Regions from separate parts of the Homo sapiens genome. Here region 2 is linked to region 1. Evidence: chromatin contacts called from ENCODE Hi-C or POLR2A ChIA-PET data. All regions are on one chromosome and are shown on one strand. The core of a region is the stretch at or near the end of the contact, and the rest is flanking DNA. Distances in the headings are between cores, read along the strand shown. Region 1 has its middle 27 kb from the start of MASP1. Region 2 overlaps LOC105374262 (a long non-coding RNA gene).

The links. A loop is a pair of places that touch in the nucleus more often than their neighbours do. ChIA-PET counts read pairs that join two places held with the same protein, here RNA polymerase II (POLR2A). Pooled maps may share reads with other maps.
Region 2: a map with no recorded cell type shows a loop between it and region 1 (2.7-fold over the local background). The contact joins two enhancer-like sites. A Hi-C loop is called at or near these places in 2 of 37 single-sample maps with no recorded cell type and 3 of 50 pooled maps. POLR2A ChIA-PET finds 5 or more read pairs at or near these places in 4 of 52 experiments (AG04449, BJ, activated CD4-positive, alpha-beta T cell and 1 more).

What each region holds. Positions count from the first base shown.
Region 1 is chr3:187,314,999-187,322,145 of GRCh38, forward strand. No RefSeq gene overlaps it. Among named protein-coding and RNA genes, the nearest start is that of MASP1, 27 kb to the left of the region's middle. Within about 2 kb of position 4,118, at least 5 of the 41 ENCODE cell types and tissues checked have a DNase peak (open chromatin) inside an H3K27ac peak, as active enhancers do.
Region 2 is chr3:187,515,938-187,523,084 of GRCh38, forward strand. It overlaps LOC105374262 (a long non-coding RNA gene), which reads right to left. Exons shown (of 6, transcript XR_007096211.1): 6 at 6,843-7,014. Among named protein-coding and RNA genes, the nearest start is that of LINC02041, 72 kb to the left of the region's middle. RefSeq lists an enhancer at 3,278-4,022. Within about 2 kb of position 4,559, at least 5 of the 41 ENCODE cell types and tissues checked have a DNase peak (open chromatin) inside an H3K27ac peak, as active enhancers do.

The sequences.
Region 1 (7,147 bases), core at 2,868-5,367:
AGAGAATGTACAGATAAATCTGTACACTTATGGTCAATTGATTTCTAACAAGGGTGCCCAGGTAACTCAATGGGGAAAGATGGTCTTTTTAAATAGTAGTGGGACAACTGGTTATCCAGATGCAAAAATAAATAAATACATACATACATAAATACATAAACTTAGAGTCTTACTTCACATGATACACAAAAAATTGATTAGTAAATGGATCACAGACAGAAATGCAACAGCGAAAAATAAGGAGTGACTGATTACACTTATACACACGAAGAATAGGATCGTCCTCACAGACATTATGCTGAGTGAAAGAAGCCCATCACAAAACCCTAAAGGTTTTATGATTCCATTTATAGGGAATTTCTAGAAAAGGCAAAAATAATAGAGACAGAAAGTAGATCAGAGATTCACTGAGGCTGTGGGACTGTATACAGGCAGGAGGGGACTTTGCTGTCAGAAAATGGAAGTGTTCTAGAACGGTGATGGTGCTTACACAGCGGGACAGATTTACTAAAACCCATCAAACAATACACTTACGAAGCATGGACTTCATGGTATATCAATCATAACTTAAATATGACGACTAATAAAATTAAACCTAAAGAATACAGATGATAAATTATTTGTTCATTTTTTAAAATGTAGGTTCTCTGGGTATGACGAGTTAGTTCCAAACCACCTCTTATGACTTTATTCATCTCTCTTCATAACATCCACAGCATCATTACACATAGCTATTGCTTATTAATGACTATTCACTTGAAAATATTAAAAAGAATAGATACATACTGATTGAATTTATTTTGAAAACTGAATTGTTTTAAGAAAATGAGTTTTATAAGTCTAAGCAGATCTTTCTACATTTTTATATCCAATACCAACAAATGCCTCTAGTAAATCATAATTAGCCACAGATTCAAGCACATAAGTTTGTCATACCCACTACAGGCCCAATCTAATTGTTCTGAATGCTTGCGAAGCACAAGGAAAAAAGTTCTATCTCTCTGTAGGTGTTTAGGATGGGAACCAGTCACCTCCAAACCAGTTAATGACTAGTTTCCTACGCAGTTCAGTGGTTTCAAATCTAACTGATCATCAGAATGATTCATTGACCTCATCCCCTGCCCAGACTTAATCAATTGGAATTTCTGTGGGGACACTTCTTAAAAAGTTTTTCCAGGCCGGGCATGGTGGCTCATGCCTGTAATCCCAGAACTTTGGGAGGGCGAGGCAGGCAAATCATTTGAGGTCAGGAGTTCGAGACCAGCCTGGCCAACATGGTGAAACCCCCATCTCTACTAAAAATACAAACATTAGCCGGGCATGGTGGCGCACACCTGTAATCCCAGCTACTCAGGACGTTGAGGCAAGAGAATCGCTTGAACCTTGGAGACGGAGGTTGAAGTGAGCTGAGATAGCACCACTGCACTCCAGGTTGGGTGACAAAGCGAGACTCTATTTAAAAAAAAAAAATTCCCAGGTTGTCAGGGAGGTTTATGAGCCTCATTTGTAGCCACATCCTTTGGTATAGTCAGTTTTGAGATAGATCACAGAGAACTGGTTTCCAATTATAGCTTAAATAGCAAGGTTTGCAAATAAAGGACATTAAAATATTATAAAGAACAGTATAGATTAAGTTGCCTCAACAATCACACCACCCACTATTCCTTGCCTTTGCATCTTTAGAAAGAATTGGTATAATAGTTGTTAGGCTAGAATTCTGCAAACCCCTGAGAACCCACATTGATAACCTCAAATTCTTGGCTTTTCAAAGCCTCCTAAGCCTTTTTAGTCAAATGGAGATACCATCAATTAATTTTTTATGTTATCATTTGCCATTACATCAAGTCACCCTCCTGTATTTGCACAAGCTAATTTAAAAATCAACTGCAGAATTTCCACTTACACTACAGAAGCCAGTTTGTAGCTCTTCACTCTAGATTGTAAATATCTTTTTGAATCTTCAGTTGTTTAATGAACTCATCAATTCTCCCAGATTAATAGTATCTCAAATTTTACCAAATGAGCTTTTGTATTCAGGACATTTATTTTCATTGCCTTTGCCTTTAATCAACCTGCAAATCTATTTTCCCTCACACTCTCCCCTTGCTTCTAGCCACCTGCCTCAAGAGGGAAGGGGCCTTCCTCCTTGGTCCTCAGGAACCTCCCCTCTCCAGCGATGCCTGCTCTGTCTTGTATCCACTGCTTGTGACTCTCAGCCTGCTCGTCTTCCACAGCTTAGACTGATATTCAAATCTTTCCCATCTGTAAAACAAAATCTTTCTGTGGCACAAAATTTCCCTTCCCATTCAGCCTTCATCCTCTTTCTCGTTTTCTTTCCCAGTCAAGCTTCTGGAGAGAGGAATATTTCCTGAGTTCTCTTTATTTCTCTTCTCCAATTAGCTCCTCTTCTCTATTGTCTGATTCTGCCCTCGTTTTTCCAATAAAACTGCTGCCAGGTGGAGCCATTAGGGACCCTCCGAGTGGCCACATCCAATCCACAGAGTAGGTATGAACCCGTTTTTTGTTCACACCTACTTTAACTTTCCTGCTGAGTATGTTTTTGTGAAGGATTGTCTCCCTCTTAAGACAATCTTCCTTTAGTTTTTCACACATTGTCTGTTCTCCTTTCTCCTTCCTACACCCCGGACTGCCCCCCTTCAGCTGAAATCTCAAGGCACTCTTTCCCTTTCATCCCTTGCAAATTGCCTCTGTCTTTGACTGCCTCCTCCTCTCATTCTCCTCCAGTGACTCTTCAAGTGTGGCTCTGGAATCATTTGTGTCAGAAACACCCAAGGAGCTTTCTGCTTACTAAAGGTGTGACTGGAGTTCTAGTCCAGACCGACTGTATGGAGTCTCTGGAGGTGGGTAGGAACAGGCATTATAAGCTGTCTCTCCTGGAGATTCTGACACTTTCCCTGGACCACACTTCCCCGCCCCCACTCCACACCCACCCTGACAGGGTCTTGCTCTGTCACCCAGGCAAGAGTGCAGTGGTATGATCACGATTCAGTGCAGCTTTCATGTTCTGAGCTCAAGAGATCCTCCCAACTCAGCCTCCCAAGTACCTGAGACTACAGGTGTGCACCACCACACTTGGCTAATTTCTAAATATTTTGTAGAGATGAGGCTTTGCTATTTAGCCCAGGCTGTGGGTCATACTTTTTCTGTGTGTGTGTGTGTGTGTGTGTGTGTGTGTGTGTGTGGGACAGGATCTCACTCTGTTGTTCAGGTTGGAGTGCAGTGCCGGGATCTCAGCTCACTGCAACTTCTGCCTCCCGGGTTCAAAAGATTCTCGTATCTCAGCCTGCTGGGTAGGTGGGATTACAGACATGCACCATTTTTGTATTTTTAGTAGAGACAGGGTTTCATAATGTTGCCGAGGCTGGTCTCAAACTCATGGCCTCAAGTGATCCACCGTCCTTGGCTTCCCAAAGTGTTGGGATTACAGGCACGAGCCACAGTGTCCGGCCTGTGGGCCTACTTTTTAATGCTTCCCAGTTCATCCTCCCCACTGCTGCCTTGACCCCATCCCATTGCTCTCCTCCTTAAAATCCTTCATGGGGCTCTCCTCCTTACAAACAGACGCTAAGCTCCATATCCTGGCATAAAGGACCTTTGGTGATTTGGCCCCTGTGCAGCTCTTGGGTCGCCCCCAACTCTCAAATCTGCTCTGTGCCCCGGAGATATCCTTAACACACCTGCTTGCTCCCACCCTGAGCCTGGCAGTTCCTGCTCTCCACCATGTTTCACTTGCACCCACCTTCAAATCTCAGAGTGGGAAACAGCTCCCGAACAAGAGGAAAGGCCTAAGCCCCAGTGTTGGCTCTGCCATTGATAAGTCACATGACATATTGATTATACAATCCTTGAGCCCCAACTCATATGTAAGCAAAGAGAGGACTTTAAACTGATTTCAGTTTTGGAATACTTAAAAAAAATCAGAAATACAAACTTCGTACAAATGTGTTGTGAAAGGTGCAGTAACAAGTCGTAGCCACCAGAGAGCACTAGAGGATCTCATTCAGCACAAGCGCGGGGCTTTGTCTCCATGACTTAGACTTCATTCTGGGGGTGGTCTACTCGAATTTGGGGCTGATGGGTGCCATCAGCTCCATGCCTAACCTTTATGTAAGAATATTATGAGACAGAGGAGCAGAATCTGTCACTTAAAAACTTCACTTTGGGGGAGGCAATGAAACTAGTCGTTAGTTGTCTTTAAATGCACAAATTTCAAAAGCAGCCCTTTCCGTGCTGGCTGGTGCATTTTGAAGGCTGTCCCAGTACTCCCACCCTACAGCTCATTTTTGGACCTCATATGCCGGACACATGGAGGGAGTTGTTTTGTTCGGGTTCTAGTGGAACCATCTGTACATTCCTCACTCTCTGTGGGGAGCAGGAATTGATCACAGGAAATGACCTCAGCTGCCTTGGGAAAGACGGACTTCCCATCCCTGCGGCTTTGAGCAAATCTGCTTAGTTGAGGGGCTGAGGAGGTAATTCTAGACCCTCCTGTGGCTGGGTTTGAATCTGAGACGCCTCTGAGGATCTGATGAAAGTCATGGACAATCCCCTCCAGAATACTCATAATATGCAGATTATTTCAGCAGCTTCGCAGACCTTTTATCTAGGAACCCAGGCTATGGACTATTTAGGGTTCCTCTCAGCTTTAAGAACCCAATGTCTTATAGTTGTACTTCATAACGAGCTATGCACATTAGCAGCTTTCTAATTTGTAGTAAGACTAAACTCTTGGTTATTTCCTCTGGAGAAGTGGGGGTGATGCATCCCACTGTTTAGGAATACCTCAATAGTGGATCATCCATCAGATCTGGGCTTTCCTATGAGCACTTCAGCCCCTTAGAGAGGGTGCATTCTGAAACTCTCCTGCAGGGGAGGCTAAAGAGCCACACATATCCCCAATGAGTCCCTGCTCGCTGGGGATGTGTCCTGGCCACGCAGGGAGGAAGTGAAGCTTCTTGCCATGTCGGTGTCCACATCTCAGTCCTGAGCTTTCTTTGTAAATCTTTCTGTGTTCTGGGAAGCTCCAGGGACTCTGCCTGCTTTTCTCTGCGCTGTACAGCTCCTCCATATGCTCCTACCTTTGGAGTTCTTTGCATCCTGAAGCTTGTGACCTAGAAGCTTCATAAGACAAAATAGCTAGCAATGACCTTGGGATTAAGATGCTCAGTCTTGTCTTGACTCTGCCGTTTATTAACTGTGGGACTCTCGGCCTCAATTATAAAATAGGAATAATAACTCCTATTTCTTATCTTATTGGGTTCTTTTATTTTTATTTAACAAATATGCACGGAGCGCCTGTTACGTGCCACTCCCCGTCCTTAGCACAGTTGATAGCAATGAATGGGACAGACATGATTCTCTGTCTTGATGAAGCCGACAGTCCAGGGTAGTTTGAGAATCAAATCAGCAAGTATCTGAACACCTTCTGTTAACTACGGAGTGCTCTACTCACACACTCTTCCTACTGCTTTTGCTTGATAACAACAACCTTGATCTAGAGAGCAGTGAATCATTTGAAAATTCGTAACACAGCTCCCTTCTGAGCATATAGCAGTGCCCTTGTGACATGGTGGGTGCAAACTCTCCTGGGGGTCACAGGGTAGAGCCCCTGACTCTCTCCCAGCCTTGACTGAACTCATAGGGTCTCCTGGGCTCTAGCAACAGCCATGTTTTCACCTCGTATGCGTTTTTTCCCCACAGTGCCCTGAGCCTTCCAGGAAAATTGATTCACCCAAACAAGCAGGTCAAGATTTCCATTTGATCTTATTGCTTCATGTGGTCCTAAATTCCCATAGCCATAGTTGCATATAGAAAGTAAATTAATATTAGTAATGGGGAGCTGGGAGGCCCTCAACTCCCATTTCTCATCTTATCCCCTTTTCCTCTCCAGGTCCACTGGCTGGGTCAGGCTCTGTGTCTGGGCAAGGAGCCATCAGTGGATGGGCTACAGATGAGCAGCAGTGGCCCAGTGGTTCTAACTGCTCAGAGGACTTCAGGCAAGAAAATGGGGCTCTTTCTTATCCCAAGGGCTCAGAAATATAAAATGTTGTCTCTAGCCTCTTCCCAATACTCCTCTCAGTTACAGAAATACCTGCTCCTCTTACCAGGTGGCTTTAAATGGACATCGAGGCATTCAGGCAAGACTTGCACGTTGAGGGGCTATGTTCACTCGGGAGAGGCTCTGTGTGTGTGAAGGTCACTAATATCTGCATTTTTATTGAAGAACATGTCAGACTTGAGCTATTTCTGTTCCATGAAAATTATTCAGAAAACTAATTTTTCTGGACAGAGTGAAAAAGGCAGGGACGGGAGGAATTAATGATTAGGGATTTTGAATTCCTCTCTCTTGCTTCTGAGAAAATTGAAAAATACATGTCAGTTCTGCATTAAAGAAGACATGCGGCTCACGCCTGTAATCCTAGCACTCTGGGAGGCTGAGGCGGTGGATCACCTGAGGTCAGGAGTTCGAGACCAGCCTGGGCAACATGGTGAAACCCTGTCTCTATTAAAAAAAAAAAAATTAGCTGGGTGTGGTGGTGCACACCTGTGATCCCAGCTACTCAGGAGGCTGAGGCAGGAGAATCGCTTGAACCCAGGAGGCGGAGGTTGCGGTTAGCTGAGATCGTGCCACTGCACTCCAGCCTGGGCAACAGAGCAAGATTCTGTCAAAAAAATAAAATAAAATAAACTAAAATAAAAAAGACGTGAAATATTCATGTACAAAAAAAATGTAAGGCAACCGCACGCACACATTCTCTGAACATCAGCAGTGTCCTAGGGGTGGGGTGAGGTGCTCTGAGGGCTCCCTCTAACCCAGCTGAGAGCAACTCTGCCCTTCCAGATGCTCAGCTCCAAAGCTGTGCTGGTGTTTCTGACCTCTCTTTTTCTCTCATGCCACACATCACACATCCGGCCAGCCAGGAAGTCCTACTGACTCCCTTTTTCAAGACATATCTAGTACCCACCCACCTGTCACATCTTCTACTGTCACTGCTGTGATCTGAGCTGTGATCACTTCTCTCCAGGATGATTGCAGTAGCCTCCTAGCTGGTTTCCCTACTTCTACCCTACACTCTGTTTTAAAAGCCACAGCCAGAGTCATCCTGTAAAGCAGAAGTCACATGGG
Region 2 (7,147 bases), core at 3,309-5,808, 200 kb after region 1:
CTAAATTGACCCTGATAAAGTGTCCTCCACTGAAAAATGAATGCATTGACACAGAGAAGTGACATCATTGTGACAATCACAAAGCAAGTGACAATGTAACATGTACCTGACATCTATTTTTAAAAATGAAGAAGACTCAGAAATTTGAGGCAGGCACTGGAAATTAAAACTGGCTGTTCAATATTACTAGAATGATCCCACTGTGCCACTGTCATTAGTACTAATACCCACTAGTGATCCCACTATACCACTGTCATTAGTACTAATACCACTGTCACTGTGGTGGTATTACCACTGTCATTAGTACCCGGTGACTAATTGGCACAGCCAGGGAGTAAAAGTTTTTTCACTTCTGTACTTGTTTTTCTTCATTTTGCAGGGTTAATTTGTGTCTAGCTCTCCTAAACTTTTATCTTGCTGGCTTTCAGGCTTCCAAATTCAAAAAAAATATTGAATTGCTCCTGACATCTAGCTGGCTTGATCTGGAATGCATGCATAATTTAAGCTGATTGAATATTTTGCCACATTAGAGTGGAAAATATCTATATCCCCAAAGCAGTAAAAGAAACTGACAAGTTCAAATACCACTTGGCATCACCTTCCATGATTTTCACCAGGTAACTAAGGCCATCTAGGAGGCTGAAATCAAAGTTTGCCTTTAGCTACGGGATTCACTCCTGAGTACCCAAGGCCGAGAAAGAGAAGACTCTGTCTTTAGCTGATGCAAGGTTTCCTTCCTTGGATGCAAGATAAAATAAACACATTCCTTAGATTATTTTGCTTTTTTCTTTTTAAAATATGCTTTTTGAATTGATTTCCATTTTAACCAAAGAAAATGAATTTGGAAAGTGCTTTCACTCATAGGATTTACTTAAATTGTAAGTATATAAAAAAAGGACAGTCTTAAAACCCTCAAAATTTGTTAGAAATGAACAACTAATGAGACAGTCAAGTCACTCAGGGTGATAGACGTCCTTGGCTTCCCCTCCTCACTCCAGCCTCCTGTGACTCTGTGTCACCCGCATCCCCATATGGCATGGAACGTGCTCCCTCTCCCTTCACGTGGGTCACGTTGTGCACATGGCATGAATCCTGAGAGTATGAAGAGGTGGCGCCTTTCAGAGTCACAATCATAGCAATGCAACTGTAGAACTGACAGAGTGAAGGAGCCAATCTACCAGAAGTGATGCAGTAAACTAGAAAATGAGGACACAGAGGCAGATGAGCCCCCAGCACTGCCTGGAGGAAGAGAGGCAGAGGATGGGAGATACCAGTACTCTGGGTTGTTCCTGTGGTAAGGTAGGGACATTTCCTCAGGCCTCATTTAGCCAGAGCATAATTCTTAGGGCTCTCAATTTCTTTGTTTTCTTTCCATGCTCATCAATAACAATTCTGATCTTACTTCTGAGATACCTTGATACTAGAAAATGAGGGTAGAAGAATGGGTATTCTGGCCCCTGGGAAGAGATAGCTTCAATAAAAAATATGGGTCAGCTGTTTTATTCAGCAAATTTGTTGAACACTTACCAAGTGTCATGGACTCGCTAAGGGCTGGGGATTCAGCAGGAAAATAAGACAAAGAGCATCCTTTCATGGAGTGTATATTCTCTAAGAAGGAGATGGACAGTAACATATGAACAAGTAAACAAAATTAGTTTAAATAATGATGACCTCTTTAGAAAAAGTTTTATGGGCAGGTTCACAGAAAGTGAGTGGATGGGGAAGGGTAACTGTAGATGGAGTCTTCTGGAAAGGCTTCCTGGAGATGGTGATATTTGAGTTGAGACCTGAATGACAAGAAGGAGGCAACCATGTGAAGAACCAAATTCTAGACAAAAGGATTATCAAGAGCCAAGGCCTAGAGGCAGGAATGAGTGGACAGTCAGGAAGAAAAAGAAGGCCTGTGTGCTTGGACCACAGTGAGTATACGGGTGAGCAGTATGAGGTGAGGTTGGAGAAATCCAAATCAGAGAGCCTCTATGGATGCCAAGAAAATAGTTTGGGGACCTGAGAAATGGGGGACCAACCAGACCTCGAGATAAATTGGATTAAGATGGATGTTTCCCTTAAGAATTTCCTTCAGTAGCAAGTGCTAGGCAATAATCCTCATTCATCATATCTCTTCTCCCAAGAAAACCCTTCTGTTCTCTGGACTGCCATGACAATTGTCCTAACACACTCTGTTAGTTAATGCCCAGGAGTTTTGCACATACTGTTCTTTTGCTCAGAATATCGTTCCTCAGATGTCTGCCTGAAGAAGTCTTAAGTTCACCCTTCCAAATTCAAATAAAATATCTCCTCTCTCCTGTAAATATCCTAATCAAAGGATGGTCCTACAGAAGTCTGTGTACCTCTATTATAACATCTTTCAAATTGTGTTGTGTTTGTCTCTCTCTATCCTTAGACTATGAGTCTCACGGAAGGTAGAATACATTCTTATTCATCTTTGCATCCTCTATGCCTAACAAAGCAGGAGCTCAAGAAATGCTAGGAAGGAAGGAAGGAAGGGAGGGAGGGACGGAGGGAGAGAGGGAGGGAGAAAGGGAAGGATTCAACTTCAAAATGTATGAGTAGTTCATCTCAAAGATATTTGTAGTTAAAAAAAAAGAGGGAAATAAATGCATCAGAAAGGATATTTTTGTAACTAAAAAAAGTGATATTCATCTGAGAAATTATTATTCTGCCTTCCTAAGACCACCAAGGAATATAAAATCCCTCCCACACTTCTTTACAGAGGTATTTGCATGTGAGTCAGTTCCCGTCAATCCCAAATTACATAGATCTGTACAGTAGCAATTAGGTTTATAAACTGCTGGAGGGGAAGAGTGACAGCTGTTAAACTGTGGCGGAAACAAAAAACCTCTGCGCAAGGATTAAACTGACTAGTTACAGAGAGACTGACAATCTGCAAGGCACTTCCAGGAAGCAATCTTTCTGATGCAAATTATCAGAGGATGCAGAAATGAAATAGGAAGCCCATCTAACTATCATGTTTCACTTTTGTGATGAGGGTGGCAACAGAAGTGGGCAAAGGGCAGAGGACATCTAGCCCAGTCTGCAAGAGTTCTGGGAGTCTAGGCAGATACTGGATGATAGTCATATTGACTATCTCAGCCATCTCTCAAATTTGGCAGAAAATTTAAAACTATTCAGGAGCTTAAAAAAACAAACAAACAGTAGTGCCTGGACTCCACCCCATGCCACTTAAATAAGAATTTCCAAAGATGGGGATATAGAACCAAAAGTTTTCACAAGCTCCCCAGGTGAACCCGGGCAACACGGCAAAACTCTATCTCTCCAAAAGGTACAAAAATTAGCCGGGTGTGTTGGTGCGCCTGTAGTCCTAGCTACTTGGGAGGCTGAGGTGGGAAGATTGCTTGAGCCTAGGAAGTTGAGTCTGTAGTGAGCTGAGATCATGCCACTGCACTCCAGCCTGGGTGACAGAGTATGGCCTTGTCTCAAAAAACCAACCAAACAACCAACCAAACAAATGCCTCCCCAAGTGAAGTGATTCTATCAGATGCAAATGATTAAAATTCCTTTACTCAGCACTATTCATAAAGCCTTTCCACGTAACGTCGACTTATTTAATATGGCCTATAAAGAGAGGTAAAACCGAGGCTCCCGGATAGGAAGGAAACTCGCCCGAGGCCATGCAGCTAGTGGTAAGATTCAAGAGTGTGCCTGCAGACTTCAGGTTCGTGGTGTATTCAGGAAGGCAGGCTAGTTCAGGAAACTCCTGGGGACTATGTCTTGCAGACAAATTTGTCTATGGTGATTCTGGTCTCCCTTTTATGCTCTTTCTTCCTGATTAACATTCCTCTTTTCTCCATAGCTTTCCCTCCTACGTGCCTTGCATTCCTGGGTGCCTATTCTTGCTCCCATTCCTGCTGGGATGATCTATCTGATTGGTGACTAACCACTCAGTGGGAATTCATTTTGTGGGCAGCCTTCCTATGGAAAAATGTTCTCTTTAAAAGAACATTGGCAAAGGAGACTAAATGCCAACAATTGGTGAATTTGGGTAAAGAGTGTATGGGAGTTTCTTGCATTATTGCTGAAACTTTTCTTAATTTTGACGTATCAAAATAAAGAGTTATAAGAGGAAGAAGGAGGAAGAGGAGAGAGAGGAGGAGGAGAAGGAGAAGGAAGGGAAAGGGGAAAAAATACTGGCAGTATTTAGTGTAGATTAAATAGCCTTGGACAATGAACGCATGGCCTAAAGCCATGGAGGCCTGAATCTGTTCCAGACTCAACCTCCACCCTGCTATTCTGAGACCCTGGGAAGGCCGCCCTCTATTCTGGATTTGATTGTCCTGGTGGTAAAATGAGGGGACTAGTGTAGATCATCCTTGTTCTGTGTATTTTTTGCTGCATGAAACCATTCCAAAATTTAGTTGCTTAAAACAGAAATTTCTTATTACTTCTCATGGTTCTCTGCACTGATAGGCTCAGCCTGGAGAGTCTCACATGAAGTTCTCTGGAGTTATAGTCAGAGAGAAGCTGGGTTTGGTATCACCTAGCCAAATGGGGTGGACATCCAAGACAGTTCACTCACACAGCTGGCAGATGATCCTGGCCATTGGCTGGGAGCCCACATGGAATTGCTGACCCAGATTACCCATGCTTTAGCTGTCTTACAGACACAACGATGCTTGCCTCAATTAGGACTTTTTTTTTTAAGGATATGAGTCTTTTGTAAACTAGATGTCTACACTCCCATGAATGTTGTCATTGCTGTTGTTTATATTATTCTGACCACTGGCAGTTACCACCTTGTTAACTGCTATCTGGTGGGTTGTCTAGATGCTTCTCGTGGCCACTCCCCTCTGTTAGAGTCTTTTCCTTTCCGCCCTCCACCCGCAGGGCAGCTGCCTAGAAATCTGAGTGTAGGCAATAAGGGATAACTGCTTAGAAAACATTATGTGGCGTTTGCACATATAAAAACTGGTTGTTTTCAAACACCAGTCACTGTCATACGGCTACGTAGGTGTACCACATTCACAAACACATCCTCCCTCACGTTCTTTTGCTTAAAAGATGATTGGTGGGGGCCGGGCGCGGTGGCTCATGCCTGTAATCCCAGCACGTTGGGAGGCTGAGGCGGGCAGATCATGAGGTCAGGAGATTGAGACCATCCTGGCTAACACGGTGAAACCCCGTCTCTACTAAAAATAAAAAAAAATAGCTGGGCGTGGTGGTGGGCGCCTGTAATCCCAGCTACTCGGGAGGCTGATGCAGGAGAATGGCGTGAACCCGGGAGGTGAAGATTGCAGTGAGCCGAGATCACGCCACTGCACTCCAGCCTGGGTGACAGAGTGAGACTCCATCAAAAAAAAAAAAAAAAAAAAGATTGGTGGGGAAAATATACCGTGTGTTAGGCTTGCTTAGAAACCCTTCAGAATCAGAAGTGAAGTTCACAAGCAGAGAGCTTATGCCCCAATTGAGATTTACTTCAGTTTTTCAGTTTTTGTTTGTGTACTTGTTTTAATAAGGATTATACATACGCTGATGGTTGACAAGTCCACAAGATTCGTTTCAGAAAGCAGTAGCGCCCTTCTCCCCCTTTCTTTCATGTCCACCTCTCCAACACACCACTTTCACCTATTTTAGCCACTACTTTTTGGTATTTGATTCAGGATAGAGATACTTATGTTTTTTTCAGTTTTCTCCCTCTTCCATTATCACATATGCACATCCTTTCATACTATCCAAATCTTCTCATGACAATTATGTCCTAACCTGGGCTAGATTTAAATGTGTCTGCACAGAGTTCATAAGTTAGTTTCATAAGGTTTCATTTTTTTCTGGTTCGCTGATTATCTTGTCATTTCTAAGTTTATATATTATACTTCCTCTTTTGTAAAAAATTGGGTTAGGGTTAGCCAGGGGTTTAAATCCTCTTTATGATTTTGACTGCGCAAACACTGTTTAAACAGTGAAACATGTACTTTCAACTGATTCTTTTTTCTGAATAACTTTTTATTATTTTTTAGAGCCAATGATGGTCTTATAGTTTTTAATTTGCTTATTTTTTTCAATGTAGGTAACCTAATTCATCCAAAGTTCTGCCACCTATTCAGGTTTTCTCTCAAAATGTTCAAAAGTATCAGTTATTCTATCAATGATAACTTTCTGAAGAATTTTTTGGGGGCCTTCTGTTGGATTCCAGAGTGCTGATTTTAACCTTTTTGCTGGGTGCATAGCTGCATCATTGGATCTGCCTGGTCAGTCTGTGGTGGGGGATAATTAAGGAATCAGAGAGACCGAGGGGCTGAGGAGGAATTATTTAATTATTTAGGTGCACTGACCCACTCGGATTAACATCCAAACGACTGAGCCCCAAACCAAGAGTCAAGCTACCTTTTAAACATTTTGTGGGGTGGGGGGAGATCTGTGCAGGGGGAAGCATATTACAGAAGGGAGAAACAAAGACACTTATTTAATTGAGACGTGCATTACATCATTTCTTACTTTTTAAGGAACAACATGGTTTATGACTTGAGATTATCTGTCTGGTGACCTTGCAGCTGCACAGCTAGAGAAACAGTCTTCATAATGCCTGGGAAAGGGAGAGATAAGGGTCACTAGCCACAGAAAAACAGGCAGTTAATTTTAAAGGACGCCAGCTCTTTCTCTTCTTAAGGGGGAATTGGGTTTTCTTACATACAACTGAGTTTTTGCTTACATGTTCTTTATTTTCTTTTAATTCCTGTTTCAAGTCATCATTAGGATCCCCTTCACCTCTCTTTGATTCCCAGTTTTCTGTATCCATATTTTCCTCTTTATTGGTTTTCTCCCTTCTTTAAAGGAACTACATCCCTTGGCAGAGCAAACCTCTCTGAAAAAGAATATAGGGCAGGTAAAATTTTGAGAACATTCATCTCTGAAGTTGTCTTTATTTAATTCTCACACCTGACTGATGATTTCATTGGTTATGACATTCCACATCAGGAATCATTTCATTCAGAATGTTGAAGTCTCCCTTCCATAATCTTCTAGCTTCTAACATGTCTGTTGAGAGAAGTCTGAAATTATTCAAATTCATGAGTCTTTGTATGTTATTGGGTTTTTTCCCTCTCTTTCCTCCCCTTCTTTCCTCTCCTCTCTCCCCACTTCTCCATCTTTTTCCTCTTTCTCTTTCTCT